Regions from separate parts of the Homo sapiens genome. Here region 2 is linked to region 1. The links are chromatin loops, found by intact Hi-C in ENCODE. Cell type or tissue: gastrocnemius medialis. All regions are shown on one strand. Links, peaks and the distances in the headings refer to the core of each region. The heading gives the core; the rest is flanking DNA.

Region 1 (7,558 bases), core at 1,409-6,408:
TGCTGTCTCCCAAAGCCCCCTCCGCCAAATGAATCCCACAGCCAGCTTCAGCCTCAGATGCTGCCCACTGCCCCCTCCGTAGAAGTCCTTTCACCTGTGTCTCTACTAGGTCTGACCAATGTTTCTTGGATTTTATTGGCTAAGCTGGATAAAGACAGGCCATTTAAAGTAGGAAAGTGGGATCCTGGGTGATGTAGCAAGACCCCATCTCTATGAAAAAAATAAGAAAATTAGCCAGGTATGGTGGTATATGCCTGTAGTCCCACCTACTTGGGAGACTGAGGTTGAAGGATCCCATGAGCCCAGGAGTTGGAGGCTGTAGCGATGGAGTGAGCCATTATCACACCACTGCACTACAGCATGGGTGCAGAGCGAGACCCCGTGTCCAATTGAAAAAAAAAAAAAAAAAGAGCAAGGAGCAGTGTAGTGTAGTAGGATAAGCCTGTGCTTTTGTTATCAGAAGTCATTTGGAATTTTGGCCTCATTCCTTAACCTGTTTGAACCTCACATTCCTCGTTTTTATAATGGGGATAACTACTAACTTAAAAGTGTTCAGAGGATTAAAGGAAGTACATATATATGGCACGTGAGTATCATTTCCCTCAGTCCTCATTTTTTGAACATAGAAGCTTAACATACATACAGAAAAGTGCACAAATCATAAGTATTTAGCTCACTGACATCACAGAGTGAACATACCTGTATGACGCGTCCAGCATGACTGGCACCCCAGAACCCACGCCACCCCTGTGTCTCGTTCCAGTCACTGTCCCCACAAGGATATCCTCTATTCTGAAGTCTAACACCAGAGAGTAGTTTTTCTTCTATTTTTAAAATTCTCCCCAAAAAAGTTTAAGGACAACTTACAAAAATACAAAAATTACACGATTTTAAGTAGGGAAATTGGGCTAAAGGAAAATAAAAGTTGAGGCCAGGAAAATAATCTTATCCACACAAACTGCATTACAGCAGGTCTTATACACTTAAGGATAAATAACAGATTTTGCTTCCTAGTTGTCAGTGTAAAGAAGGAAACAAGATCAAGTTCAGACTCCATGCGATAAACCTGAGGCAGCTACCCCTAATCTGGAGATCTAAGGAACCTTTCCCTCTAGTTCCCATAAAGAGAACACTACAACATGGCAAACTTAACAGTTTTACCAATAATAAACACAAGTATCAAAGCATTGTTTCTGATAATATAGCTTAACATAGATATAACCCCCAAAGGACTAGTCAAATAAGTGGATGAAGAGGACTGAAAGGGGCTGGTCTAGATGGGTTTAGAATCCCTAGAAGACTAACGGGCTGTTGGTCCTTCGGTCAGTTTTCCATCAATAGTGTTCTCAGTGGAGGGTTTGATGTGAATCTAGGAACCAGGAGGTCTAGGTTATTGTCCCTTAGAAGGGTAGCTATTGGGCAGACCATCCGGCCAAGAGACAAGTAAGAATGACTTCAGAGAAAGCAAAACAGGTTGATGAAGTCGTCTTCCTTTGCCAGTGGTTGGCTGGGCATATACCTGTGAATGGGGCCAACAGTTTCCTCCAAACACAACCTGGAGTTGTCTCTACCCACAGGAGTAATTATGCCCCAAATTCTAACCCCCATAAAGCCAGGCTGCAAAAGTTTTCATTTAGAATATTTAAAGGTGAAGCTGGGCATGGTGGCTCATGCTTGTAATCCCAGCACTTTGGGAGGCTGGGGTGGGCAGATCACATGAGGCCAAAAGTTGGAGACCAGCCTGGCCAACATGTTAAAACCCTGTCTCTGCTAAAAATACAAAAATTAGCTGGGCGTGGTGGTGCATGTCTGTAGTCCACTGTAGTCCCAGCTAATTGAGAGGCCGAGGCTCACTTGAACCCGGGAGGTGGAGGTTGCAGTGAGCCCAGGTTGTGCCACTGCACTCCAGCTTGGGTGACAGAGTAAGAGTCTGTCTCAAAAAATAAACAATAAAAACAATATTTAAAGCTGGTTTAATGACATGCCGACCTCTGACACTGAGCAAGTGGCCTCTCATATATTTAAGATACATTAAGATTAACTGCTGGTCGTGGTGGCTCATGCCTGTAATCCCAGCATTTTGGGAGGTTGAGGCAGGTGGATCATCTGAAGTCAGGAGTTCGAGACTAGCTTGGCCAACATGGCAAAATCTTGTCTCTACTAAAAATACAAAAAATTAGCTAGGCATGGTGCCTTTAGTCTCAGCTACTCGAGAAGCTGAGGCAGGAACCTGGGAGGTGGCGGTTGCAGTGAGCCAAGATCATGCCATTGCACTGTAGCCTGGGCAACAGAGTGAGACTCCATCTCTCTCTCTCTCTCTCTCTCTCTCTCTCTCTCTCTCTATATATATATATATATATATATATATATATATATATATATATAACTGTTTGTTTTTTTTTTTTCATGGCTGGGTCAGGGTTGGAAGTGGGCCCAGGCAGCTGCCAACTTTAAGATATGTTGATTGTAAAATGTACTTCTTGTTAAATTAATGAGGTGACCCAGTCCATCAGTATTTTAACTATGAGCCAGTAGATTGGTTCACAAGCATATTAAAGGCCAAACCTAAAAATGGCTTCAGTCTCATTGCCTCTAGGTTCTTGTGTTCATTCTCGCTGGACACATTTCCATCAGTGCACCCTAAATTAATACAACAGAGGATCAGGTTCTCCCACGTTTGGGTGCTTAGGGACTAGGAAAGCAAGACCATGGTTGGTTTAGTAGCAAACTGTGTGGAATCATATAGACTACAAAGAGTCAACCAATATTGCCTTGTCTTCACAGCCAGAAAACAGTCGCCGGAAACGTAGTGAGTACTGGCTAACAGTACTATAAAAAATAGTATAAATACTATATTATATTAAAATATCCTATATAGTACTATATGTTTCTTTTGAACTTTTCACATATATTAATACATATAGTATAGTGATGTGTGTGTGCGTGTGTATATATATATACACATACACACACACATACTCCATACAATAGTGCTAATACAATTTTATTACAGGATTTGGAATATGAATAAATGGGTTCAAGTGCAGGACTTACCCAGTACAAACTACCAACTTCTTTGAACTTCAGACTCCACATGTCTAAGACTGAGATCTTAGTACCTAGTACCTGGCAGGGCTGCTGCCAGGATTAAGTGAGATCATTCAGATGGGAGTGCTTGGTTTACTATAAAGTACCAGTCAAGTGTTAGTTATTTCTATTATTTTGTATTTCTCCAGAAAGTATATTGTTAGGTCGAAATGGTAGAGCAGCTCATGAACCAAGTCTTTTTCAAGAAGGTTTAATCTTGGGGTCCTTGTAAGGGCTCGGGATTTGAATGTTGTACCACAAGGTGGTGCTAGACATTAGATGTTTTTATTGGCCTTCTACTCCCATCTTAATTAGTTACATAGTGTTCTTTTTTTATTGTTACTGAAGAGCATGGATTATTACAAATGTTTTCTAGATTAACTTAAAAGCTCATAAGATCAATCCCATCTTAGTTATATAGTGTCCATTTTTTAATTGTCATTGAAGAGCATAGAAAATATTTATTACAAATGTGTTTTCTAGATCAACTTATGAGCTCATAAGATCAATTTTGGCCTCACTGGAGATTAGAAAGCAAGGGTGCTTTTACCTAATGTTCAGTCTACTTTCCCTTCTGAAGGTGTTTACTTTCAGTTAAATCTGGGAAGCATTTTAAGGTAATGTCTGTGATGGGCTCGAAAGGCGTCTGCAAGGCCCCCAGGACACTGGGGAGCATAAATACGTGCTGGACACCAATGAAGGGTCCTAATTTTTTTTTCCTGTGAGTAAATACCCCTTTGTACTTTCCTATCCCCAAATGGTTTTGTGGATTTGCTTTTACTGTTGTTTGGAATTAAGGCCAAAGCAGAGAAGGGTCTGCAGCACAGATAATTGTCTGCCTCACGCAGATATTATTTGTAGCTATCTTTGATAGCATTTGGTTCCCTATTTCACAGTTGTCAACTGAGGAAGGGAAAATTGTGAAATGAGTAAACCAAGACTGTTTTGCAGGGCCATGTTCTCTATTGGGGAGCAGACATTTCTCACAAATTTAAGTAAGTTCTGCTACTGAAACCAAATGTTCTATTAAAAAGAAAATTAGTAGGGCACAGTAGCATATGCCTGTAGTCCCAGCTACTTGGGAAGCTGAGGCAGGAGAATCACTTGAGGCCAGGTGTTCAAGGCTACAGTGCACTATGATCTCACCTGTGAATAAACCAGCCACTGCACTCCAGCCTGAGCAACATAGCAGGACCCTGTCTTTAAAATAAATAAATAAAAATTTAAAAATAAGGGCAGGGCAAGGTGGCTTACACCTGTAATCCCAGCACTTTGGGAGGCCGAGGCAGGCGGATCACCTGAAGTCAGGAGTTCGAGACCAGCCTAGCCAACATGGTGAGGCCCTGTCTCTACTTAAAAAAAAAAAAAAAAAAAATTAGCTGGGCATGATGGTGCGCATCTGTAATCCCAGGTACTCGGGAGGCTGAGGCAGATGAATTGCTTGAACCTGGGAGGCAGAGGTTGCAGTGAGCCTAGATCGCATCACTGTACTCCAGCCTGTGTGACAAGAGCAAAACTCCGTCTCAAATAAATAAGTAAAATAAATCAGATGTTTTTCACTTTTCCTTCCTGTCCTCCTCAAATGTGTGGTATTTCATTAAATTGTGTTCAATGGGTACCAGCTGGATGCAGGGCACTCTGGGGTCACTATGGCTGGAGTGCAGGGTAGGGGTGAAGGGATAGTGGGTGTCAGAGGCATTTGAACCAGAGTAACTCCATTTTGAATAGGGGCTGAGTAGAATGAGGCTGAGACCTGCTGGGCTGCATTCCCAGGAGGTTAAGGCATTCTTAGTCATAGGACGAGATAGGAGGTCAGCATAAGATATAGGTCATAAAAACCATGCTTATAAAGCAGGTTGTAATAAAGAAGCCAGCCAAATCCCAGCAAAACCAAGATGGCGACGAGAGTGACCTCTTGTCATCCTCACTGCTACAGTCCACCAGCCCCATCACAGTTTACAAATGCCATGGCAATGTCAGGAAGTTGCCCTTTATGATCTAAAAAGGGGAGGCATGAATAATCCACCCCTTGTTTAGCATATAATCAAGAAATAACCACAAAAATGGGCAACCAGCAGCCCTTGGGGCTACTCTGTTGAGTGACCATTCTTTATTCATTTACTTTCCTATAAATTTGCTTTCACTTTATGGACTCTGAATTATTTATTTTGCTAGATCCAAGAACCCTCTCTTGGGGTCTGGATTGGGATCCCTTCCCAGTAACATGCGCATGTGCTAGAAGGTAGGGAAACAGCTCCAGTCATATGTTCACTCAGCCAGAGTAAGATAAACTAGGAAAACAAATACACTCAGAAAACCAGGAGAAGGAAAAAGAGGAAGAAACGCTGTGGAAATCGTGAGTGCCATAACTGTCACTGTCATTTGGAAAGAATATTTTCACAGTGGAGGCATTATATTCTCTGGTCTGGGGCATGGCCACGGAGATGAGAACATGACACGTAGCTCCTTGGAGCATGTTGCCAAACATGTCTAGATCTATAAGAAAAATATCAGGACTGGCAAAATGAGACAACTCCTGAAAGAAAGAAACTGCTGACAAAATGGGCAAAATGGTCAATTCTAATTAGAAATAATTATAAATTAAATGAGGCCCAGCATGGTGGCTCATACCTATAATCCCAGCACTTTGGGAGGCTGAAGACAAGAAGATCACTTGAGACCAGGAGTTGGGAGACCAATCTGGGATACATAATGAGACCCCTACAAAAAAATTTTAAAAGCCAGTCATGGTGGCATATTCCTGAAGTCCTGGAACCACCTTTGCAAAATGTAACAGTGAGAAAATTACAACAGTGAAATAAATCTGACCTAACAGACTATATCTTGCTTCTAACCTCCAAGCTATCCTTGTTCATTCCTGAACTAACTTTAGGCTGAACTAACTTTGGGAGGAATTTAGTTTATAGTTTAACTTTGAAATGATGATAACAGCTCTTTCCTGAAATAAACCCTCTTCTTGCCTGGTGCCAGAGTGTCTTTTTAGGACGAATAAATTAGCCACAAGATTCGCAATTCCCCAATTACTCCTGCAATAACATCACTATTGTAGAACCTAAGATTGGCCTTTTGAGGTGTCTTTTCAGGTTTTTGCATTTCTTTTTTTTTTTCTTTTTCTTTTTTTTTTTTTTGAGATGGAATCTCACTCTGTTTCCCAGGCTGGAGTACAGTGGCACCCCATCTCGGCTCACTGCAACCTCCGCCTCCTCGGTTCAAGTGATTCTCCTGTCTCAGACTCCCAAGTAGCTGGGATTACAGGTGTGTGCCACCACGCCTGCTTAATTTTTGTATTTTTAGTGGAGAGGGGGTTTCACCATGTTGGCCAGGCCAATCTCAAACTCCTGACCTCAGGTGATCTGCCCGCCTCAGCTTCCCAGAGTGCTGGGATTACTGGTGTAAGCCACCATGCCCGGCCAGGTTTTTGCATTTCTGACGACTGCCACTCAGACCTGCCAGCTGTTCCTGTGGTCCCCACCCAGGAATCACTTCAGCCCAAGAGGATAGCTTCAACTCCATAAGATCTCATCTCTGACCCAACTAATGGGCACTCCCCATTCCCTAGCCCTGCTGCCCACCAAACTATCCTTGAAAAACCCTAGTCTGAATTTTTGGAGAGACTGTTTTGAGTAATAAAACTCTGGTCTCTCATTCAGCCGTGAATGAAAGTCTCTCCCCAGTGCAGTTTCTCTTGTCTTGACAGATTGGCTCTATCTGGGCAGCAAGCAAAATGAACCATTGTGTTACTGGAAAGAGGTCCCGATCTGGCTCTATCTGGGCAGCAAGCAAAATGAACCCATTGTGTTACTGGAAAGGGGTTCCAATCCAGACCCCAAGAGAGGGTTCTTGGACCTTGTGCAAGAAAGAATTCGGGGCGAGTTCATAGAGTAAAGTGAAAGCAAGTTTATTAGAGAAGTAAAGAAACAAAAGAATGGCTGGCTACTCCATAGGCACAGTAGTGGCATGGGCTGCCCCACTGAGTATACTTATAGTTATTTCTTGATCATATGCTAAATAAGGGGTAGGTTATTCATGAACGTTCTGGAAAAGGGGCGGGCAATTCCTAGAACTAAGGGTTTCTCCCCACTTAAGACCATATAGGGTAACTTCTAGGCATTTGTAAACTCATGGCACTGGTGGGCATGTGTTTTACCATGCTAATACATTATAATTAGTGTATTTTGAGCAGTGAGGATGACCAGAGATCACTTTTATTGCCATCTTGGTTTTGGTGGGTTTTGGCTGGCTTCTTTACCGCAACCAGTCTTATTAGCAGGGACTTTGTGACCTGTTTCTTTTTTTTCTTTCTTTCTTTTTTTTTTTTTTTTTTTTTGGCGTGAACATGGCTCACTGTATCCTTCACCTTTGAGGCTTTGTACATAACATTGTAAAACTGGGCCAGACACAATGGCTCATGCCTGTATTCCCAGCACTTTGGGAGGCTGAGATGGGTGGA
Region 2 (7,558 bases), core at 1,645-6,644, 290 kb after region 1:
CGGAAAGGTTGGTTGCTCCAGGCTGAGTAAGAACAGTGAACAGGAAGAGGCTATTTAAAGCAGGCGGCTGGGAGCATAGGCTCAGGACGCAGGCAGAAGACGATGCCCCAAATTCTGATCCTCAAAGTGCCACCCAGGCCCAAACAAAAATAGGAGCGGAAGACAGCGGCCAGACACCACGGGGGCGCGGAGAAGGCTCTTATTAAAATGTCTAATGCACTTGGTGATATTCCTGTTTTATCCCTGATTGAAGTCTTACGGTCCCCACACATGGTCTTCTGCTCATGAAGGTGAAGGTCATTCATAGCACAGTAATTAATTCATTCAGCAAATAATTCCTGGGCCCAACCCCGTGCAGGGCACTGAGGGATAATAACAAAAAGCGTAATAGCTCACATTTATAAGGTCCTATGCAGCACTCTAGAAAGTAATGAAGAAAATAATAGGCTGGGTGCGGTAGCTCATGCCTATAATCCCAGCACTTTGGGAGGCTGATGGGTGGATTGCCTAGGCCTAGGAGTTGGTGATCAGCCTGGGCAACATAAGGATACACCGTCTCTACAAAAAATAAAATTAGAAAAAAATTTAGCTGGGCATGATGGTGCACGCCTGTGGTCCCAACTACTCTAAGGCTGAGGTGGGATCGTTTGAGCCCAGGAGGTCGAGGCTGCAGTGAGCCATGATTGCACCACTGCTACAGCCTGGGTGACAGAGACTTTGTCTCAAAAAATAAACCAAAAAAAAAAAAAAAGAAGAACAGAAAATACTAATAGCTCACACATTTATTGAGTGCCAAGCGCTGTTCTATGTGCTTTGCACCTATTAACTCTTTTAATCCTTATGCAATAAGAGGAAGGTTCTTATTATTACCATTTTGTAGGTGAGGAAACTGATACACAGAGAAGGCAAATAACTTACTCAAGTTCTCACAGCTGGGATGTGGTTGATGCATGGATGACTAAAACAGGGCTCCGTCCTTGGAGAAGCCCACAGTCTAATTGGGGTGACAGACCTGGGACATATATATATGTAATTGAGGACTCACAAGGGATGAAGTGTCATCTCTGTCTGGGAGGGTTAGAGCAGAGCAGACCCTTTGAAATGGGAATTTGTCAGGCTCAGAGGAGATAGGAGAAGAGGGAAGGGCACACTAGGCAGAGGAATGGCAGGTGCATAGGTAGGGTGGCAGAAAAGTGGCACAGCTTCTGCCATAAATAGAACACAGTCTGATTAGAATGAGGGAAAGACACCATCAGTGCTAGAAACCTGTGTCTGGAACTGACCATGAATGGCACTCAGCCCAAGGCTCTGTGAAGTGCGCCTAGGGTCTCGAACTCAAGGGTCACACTTCTGAGAAATGACAGCATGCTTTCAGGGAAAGGGAAGGAGAACTGGGTGTTCTCTGTGTCTGCTTTGCCATGAGGCAGGGTCCAGCGGGGAAGAGGACCCTGGAGGCACCACGTGGCTGGCTCCTGCCCTGTTCCTCCTATCAGCTTGTGCCAGAGGAACAACTAGCTTTCCAGATGACCCATGTCCAGCCTAGGGCCTGCTCCTGCTACACACTAGTGTGGGGAAAAGAGAATGTGAAAGCCTGTCAGTCAGGAGGACCAAGGCTTCCATCCTGGCCCCACAAGTCCCTTACACTCTCCAAACATCAGCTTCCTGATGTGTAAATTGGTGACTAACAGCCACCTTGCAGGGTTATCATTTTAGTTAGAATAGAGCTAGGTATTGGTGGTATACTGAGCACAAAAATGGCCCAGTCTCTATCATGGGCTGAGTCGTGCCCCACCCCCCATTCCTATGGTGAAGCCATAACCCTCAGTACCTCAGAATGTGACTGTATTTGGAGACAGGGTCTTTAAACAGGTGATTAAGTTAAAACAAAGTCATTAGGGAGGGCCCTGATCCTTATAGGAAGAGGGAATTAGGACACACACACACAGAGGGAAAAACACGTAAAGACACAAGGCAAAGACCGCCAAGGAGAGAGGCCTTGGAAGAAACCTACCCTGCTAACACGTTGATCTTGGACTTTCAGCCTCCAGAAGTGTGAGGAAATAAATGTCTGCTGTTTAAGCCACCCAGTCTGTGGTACATTGTCATGGCAGCCTAGCAAACCCTCTGCCTCTTTTAGTTCCTTCCAGAAAGAGGTGGGTCTATTTCTCCTTGAATCTAGGCTGGACTTGGGAGTTGCCAGTAAAAGGCTGGAATGCAGCAGAAGTGATAATGTGACAGTATGAGCTTAGGCCTCAAGTGACCTCTTGTGCTTCTGCTTGTTATCTTTTTGTGAATAAGCCTGGGCCAGCCTGCTGGCAGTTGACAGAGCACATGGAGGAGAACTCATTTATCCTGGTTCAGGCCATTCTAGACCAGTCAGCCCCAGAATAGGTGAGAGAGCTTTGCTAAGACCCGCAGGGCTGCCCCTGCCCTCAGTCCACAGCCAATCTCAGATGCACGAGAAAGCCCAGCCAAGGCCAGAAGAACTGCCCAGCTGATCTGTGAACTAAGAAAAGTAAATGCTTATTGTTGAAAGTCAGTAAGTTTAGGGATGTTTGTTACACAGCAATAGCCAACTCTGCAGCTCTGTAACAAGTGACTCCCCTCCTGAAACCAGCCTCCTAACTCTCAGCCCATGTGGGCCAGTGCCTAGCACAGGAGGCCTCTCTCTCTTCCCAGAAGATACCCTGTGCACAGTGATTTTGAGGAGCTTATCAGAGATGGGCACAGGAGCTTTAGAGAAGAAAGAAGGCTCTGCAGAGATGAGAGGCCAGTGGGGGTGTGGGAGGCTGCACAAAGACAGGGCCTAGCTGGGTTTTAAATCTGGATTAGATGGCAAATGTTGTAGCATTTGGATTAAGACAATTATCTGAGGCTGGGCACAGTAGCTCACACCTGTAATCCCAGCACTATGGGAGGCTGAGGCGGGTGGATCACCTGAGGTCGGGAGTTCGAGACCAGTCTGACCAACATGGAGAATCTCCATTTCTACTAAAAAAATACAAAATTAGCCAGGCGTAGTGGCGCATGCCTGTAATCCCAGCTACTTGGGAGGCTGAGCAGGAGAATCGCTTGAACCCGGGAGGCGGAGGTTGCAGTGAGCCGAGATCGCGCCACTGCACTCTAGCCTGGGCAACAAGAGCGAAACTCCATCTCGGAAAAAAAAAAAAGAAAAGAAAAGAAAAGAGAAAAAGAAAATTACCTGAAATAGACTGAGACCAGGGAGGGTGGGTCCCCCAGGACACGGAGATGTTATGTAGAAAGAGAATTGTATGCCACTGAGAAAAAAGCAATAGCTGTCCACTACAACACCAAGAATGTTGGGGACGTGAGAAGGAGCACCCAGTGAAGAGTAGGTGGGATTTGACTACCCGCAAAGGCAGTGGGAAAGGAGCCCTAACGTGTAGGGAAAACCCTGGCCTCTCCCAGATGCTTTTTCACGTCTTTCATCATTTTTAGCGTCTTATGATCCTTGCAAGTTCGCTGTGTTTAGCCATACTGGGTTGATCTGTTGGGCAGGAAAGTACTAGGCAGAAACCTAACCCTAAAGATACGCTAGGACAGCTTGTGTTCTCATGACTGAGAGAAAGAGAGAGGTGTGGAGGGAGCAGAGAAAGAGAGCAAGAGAGAGAGAGAGAGAGAGAGAGAGAGGAAGGGAGGAGCTGAGGCCATGAGATTTTCTTTTTTAATCCAGGGGGATCTTCTCCCTGGGCTGGTGACACTAGGTATCAACTGGGTTACACACTGTGGGTATTTGGATGGAGCCTCTCACACCAGCTTGCTAAACTTGGTAACCTGACAGCCTGACAAAGGCTCAGCCAGAGGTTTTCACGGAGTTTGGAACTCACTTTGTAATAGGATCATTTGCCTGACATACAGCAAGTCAGTATACCAAGACCAGGGATTGCAGCAGAGAAAGAGCTTAATAATTGTGGGTAACCAAACAAGGAGACAGGAGGAAACCTCAAATCTGCCTCCCCAAAGAATTTAGGACTAGGGATTTTAAGGGGTTTGGAGTGGGCCAAAGTGGGGAGGTCGTTGATTGGTCGAAGAGTGCAGGGTGAAGTCTTGGGACAGGGAGATGAAGAAACTGCATTCTCATGCTGATCCCGTTCCTCTGTGGGGGTCTTCATGCTGGCTGTCCTCTGCCACTCTGCTGGAATTTGCGCACTGAAGAACATCTTAAGCAATTCTTAAATAAAAGCCTTATGATTCTAACCTCAGTGGTCCTACTTATAGGAACAATGGGTTTGCAAATGGTCAGTGTCTAGTGTTAACATGACTTTTGGTTCCAAAGAAGTGGGCCAAAGCGCAGCCTGATTAACACTTAATTATAAACTATATTTCTGCCCAGAACCCAGCATGTGATGCTTGTTATCCCTGTAAGGATGGTTTCAACCTGAGAAAGAATTTCAGGCAGGGATGGCCAGCTGTCCACCAGAGATGTATGCTTCTCTTCCTGGTGTAGGCTGTTAAAGGGATGTGGCTGCCAAGCCAGGGGCTGCACTTCCCAGCCCTCCCTGCATCTGGGAGGGACTGTGTGACTGGTTCTTACCAATGAAGGTGAGAGAGAGTGATGAGTTGCTTCCGCTCAAATGGATGAGAAGTGGAGGTACTTTCTCCATTCTCTCTTCTTCCATCTATTGGCTGGACACCAACTCCCACGTGACCTTGGAAGCTCCATATTGAAAATGACAGTGGCTTTATTGTGAATGAATGACTTCATGGAGAGAGGTCTCCTCTGCCTTCCCCCTCGAACCCCCCTCCCTGCCAGGGACACCAGCATTGGCCATTACTCTGTGAGGTGTGGGCTGTTATCATCCCCATTTTACAGAACTGGAAATGGATGCTGAGAGATTAATCAACTTGCCTGAGATTGCACATTCACTCATTGAGCCTTCAATAAATGTTTGTTGAGGGCCCATTATGTGCCAGCACAGATTTAGGCAATGGGTGGCCAGGTGCTATTGCTGTGCTAGTCCTTGTGTATATAGCCCCCATTGTTACTGCGTATATTTGCAGGTAGGAGTGGCTTAATGGTCCGATAAAATCCATCTGTGAGCAGATGTTAAAGGTGTCAGGTTTCACATTCCTCAGTTAGCTATAGCCTTTTACATTCGATGTCATGCCATCCTTTGATTTCCATCTGATGGCCACCTATACAGTGAGTGTGTGCCTAAATGTCCTTTTTCTTTATGTAATTATAGGAGTGTTTGTGGAGTGTAAGCTGCTTCCGGTGTCCGTTTAATTTTAAAGCCATCTCCCGGTTTTAGTAGCTATTGAGGGTCCCTTGGTATCTCCCACTCCTGTCTGATTTCCTCCTGAGTTGTAGAGGTGGTAATGAATGTCTCCACGAGCTTTCTGGATTTCTGTGTTGCTTTAACTTGGGTATGTTTTGTGTGTCACTGGTTATGTTTCCTGTTAATGCCTCTACTTGATCCCTAAATTTTGTGGTCACTGAATTATCTTTTTGGTGTACTCATACATTAATACCTTAATTTTGTTTTATGATTTATATAGTTCTTCCCAGTAAGGTTTGGACCGCATGTTCTTACCATTAATTTAAAAGTTATTTTGTGTTGGGCACGGTGGCTCACGCCTGTAATCCCAGCACTTTGAGAGGCCGAGGTGGGTGGATTACCGGAGGTCAGGAGTTCGAGACCAGCCTGGCCAACATGGTGAAACCCCATCTCTACTAAAAATATAAAAATTAGCCGGGCGTGGTGGCGGGCGCCTGCAATCCCAGCTACTTTGGAAGCTGAGGCAGGAGAATTGCTTGAACCCAGGAGGTGGAGGTTGCAGTGAGCTGAGATCGCACCATTGCTCTTCAGCCTGAGCAACAAGAGGGAGACTCCAACTCAAAAAAAAAAATTTATTTTGTTTCCATTTGTGTGAACATAGGGCTATGCCATACGGAACTGTCCATGAGTTTGTAAAAATGTATATTTTTTTTATTTTCTGACACTGTCTTACTACTAGGACAAAAGCAATCAAGTCTGCATGCTGTACAGAGGGTGATATACCTGCCTCCTTTGGGATCCTTTGGTCCTGGGATCTGAGTGCTCTGCTGGCCTTGAATCACAAAGGCTGATCCTTCTGTAAACCAGGTGCTGGGCAAGACATTAGACCAGACTGGGCCACATTTACCTATATTGGCAGGGATTGTCCCTGTCCTCAAAATAAACTCCAGCAAGTCTGTTTCAGTCTTGTGAATGTCCTCAGTGAGGAGGCCTGGTTTACCCTTAAAGCCGGTGTCTTGACCCTAGATGTACCATTTCCATGTGAGCAGCTTTGGATCAATTTGGATACCTGTCAGTTCCTCAGGGCTCAGTTTTATCCTGTAAAGGAGAAGCATATGGCATGTAATTGTAACATTGTTGTTGCCAATCAGAGGCTCAGTGTTTTGAGGGTTTCATATGTAAGCCATATGTATTTTTCAAATGGTCTGTATTTGTTGTTAGAGTATGGGAATTTTGTTGTCCAAATCTGACCAGTAAGAAGGATGTAGAATCTGGTTTCCTTGTCTATAATGACTGTGTTCCATATTCATCACTCATCAGAATTCCTGACTTAAGTAGTGAATCTGGAGTTGGGTGATGCCGTGTTTGGAATGTGGCGATGTAGTCTTTGAGTGTTTCAAGTGCTTGTGTCTGTTCACTTCCCCATGTGAAGTCTCAGGATGTCCTGGTTATCTTATAATTGGTTTCAGGATGATGTTTAAGTAAGGCGTACGCTGCCTCCAGGACCCAAATAAACCTGTTCATCTTGGTGCTTCCTGTGTGTTGTTTGGCACCTTAAGGGATTTTATTTTATTCTTGAGACAGAGCCTGGCTCTGTCGCCCAGGCTAGAGTGCAATGACGTGATCTTGGTTCACCTCAACCTCCGCCTCCCGGTTCAAGCGATTCTCCCACCTCAGCATCCCAAGTAGCTGAGATTACAGATGTGCACCACCACAACCGGCTAATTTTTTTGTATTTTTTGTGGAGATGGGATTTGGCCATGTTGCACAGGCTGGTCTCAAACTCCCAGGCCCAAGCGACCTGCCCACTTTGACCTCCTAAAGTGTTAGGAATACAGGTGTGAGCCATTGCACCCAGCCAAGGACTTTTATTTTATCTATCACTGTGATCAGGATTGTTCTTCTTTCCAGTGACCATTGTACTACTAAAAATTTGCAATCGGTGTCTGGGCCTATGGTTTTATCTGTATGAATGGTCTATCCCAGTGATCTTAAGTGTTTTATTAATTGGGAATTTTTTTGCTTAAGTTTTTCCTGGTCATCGTTTACCATTATAATGTCATCTATGTATGATATTTTTAGTGATACATATTTTAATTGATCTATGTGTGATGATGAAATGAAGTGAGCTATTACTGAATTATTTAATTATCTTTGCAGTAATCTTTTAAATTGGGTATTTTTTGCCTTCCCAAGTAAAGGAGCTATTTTCCTGACTTTTTTTGTTTATTGGTATGGCAAAGAACACGTCTGACCGTCTATGGTTACATAGTATTTCCCACTGGAGTTAGTGATCTTATTAATGACATCTTCTACAT

What was found. A loop is a pair of places that touch in the nucleus more often than their neighbours do. Peaks named below come from ENCODE experiments on the same cell type or tissue, not always from the same donor. Only the 100,000 strongest peaks of a DNase experiment are listed, where the experiment ranks them.
Region 2: it touches region 1 in a loop (4-fold over the local background); 41 of 110 quality-filtered maps call a loop at or near these places.

What each region holds. Positions count from the first base shown.
Region 1 is chr3:15,401,414-15,408,971 of GRCh38, reverse strand. It overlaps a transcript of METTL6 not described here. Among named protein-coding and RNA genes, the nearest start is that of METTL6, 22 kb to the left of the region's middle. In gastrocnemius medialis, for the core only: a CTCF peak has its summit at 3,337 (motif pointing right); no DNase peak of the experiment used is centred there.
Region 2 is chr3:15,111,182-15,118,739 of GRCh38, reverse strand. No RefSeq gene overlaps it. Among named protein-coding and RNA genes, the nearest start is that of RBSN, 16 kb to the right of the region's middle. In gastrocnemius medialis, for the core only: no CTCF peak of the experiment used is centred there; a DNase peak (open chromatin) is centred at 3,769.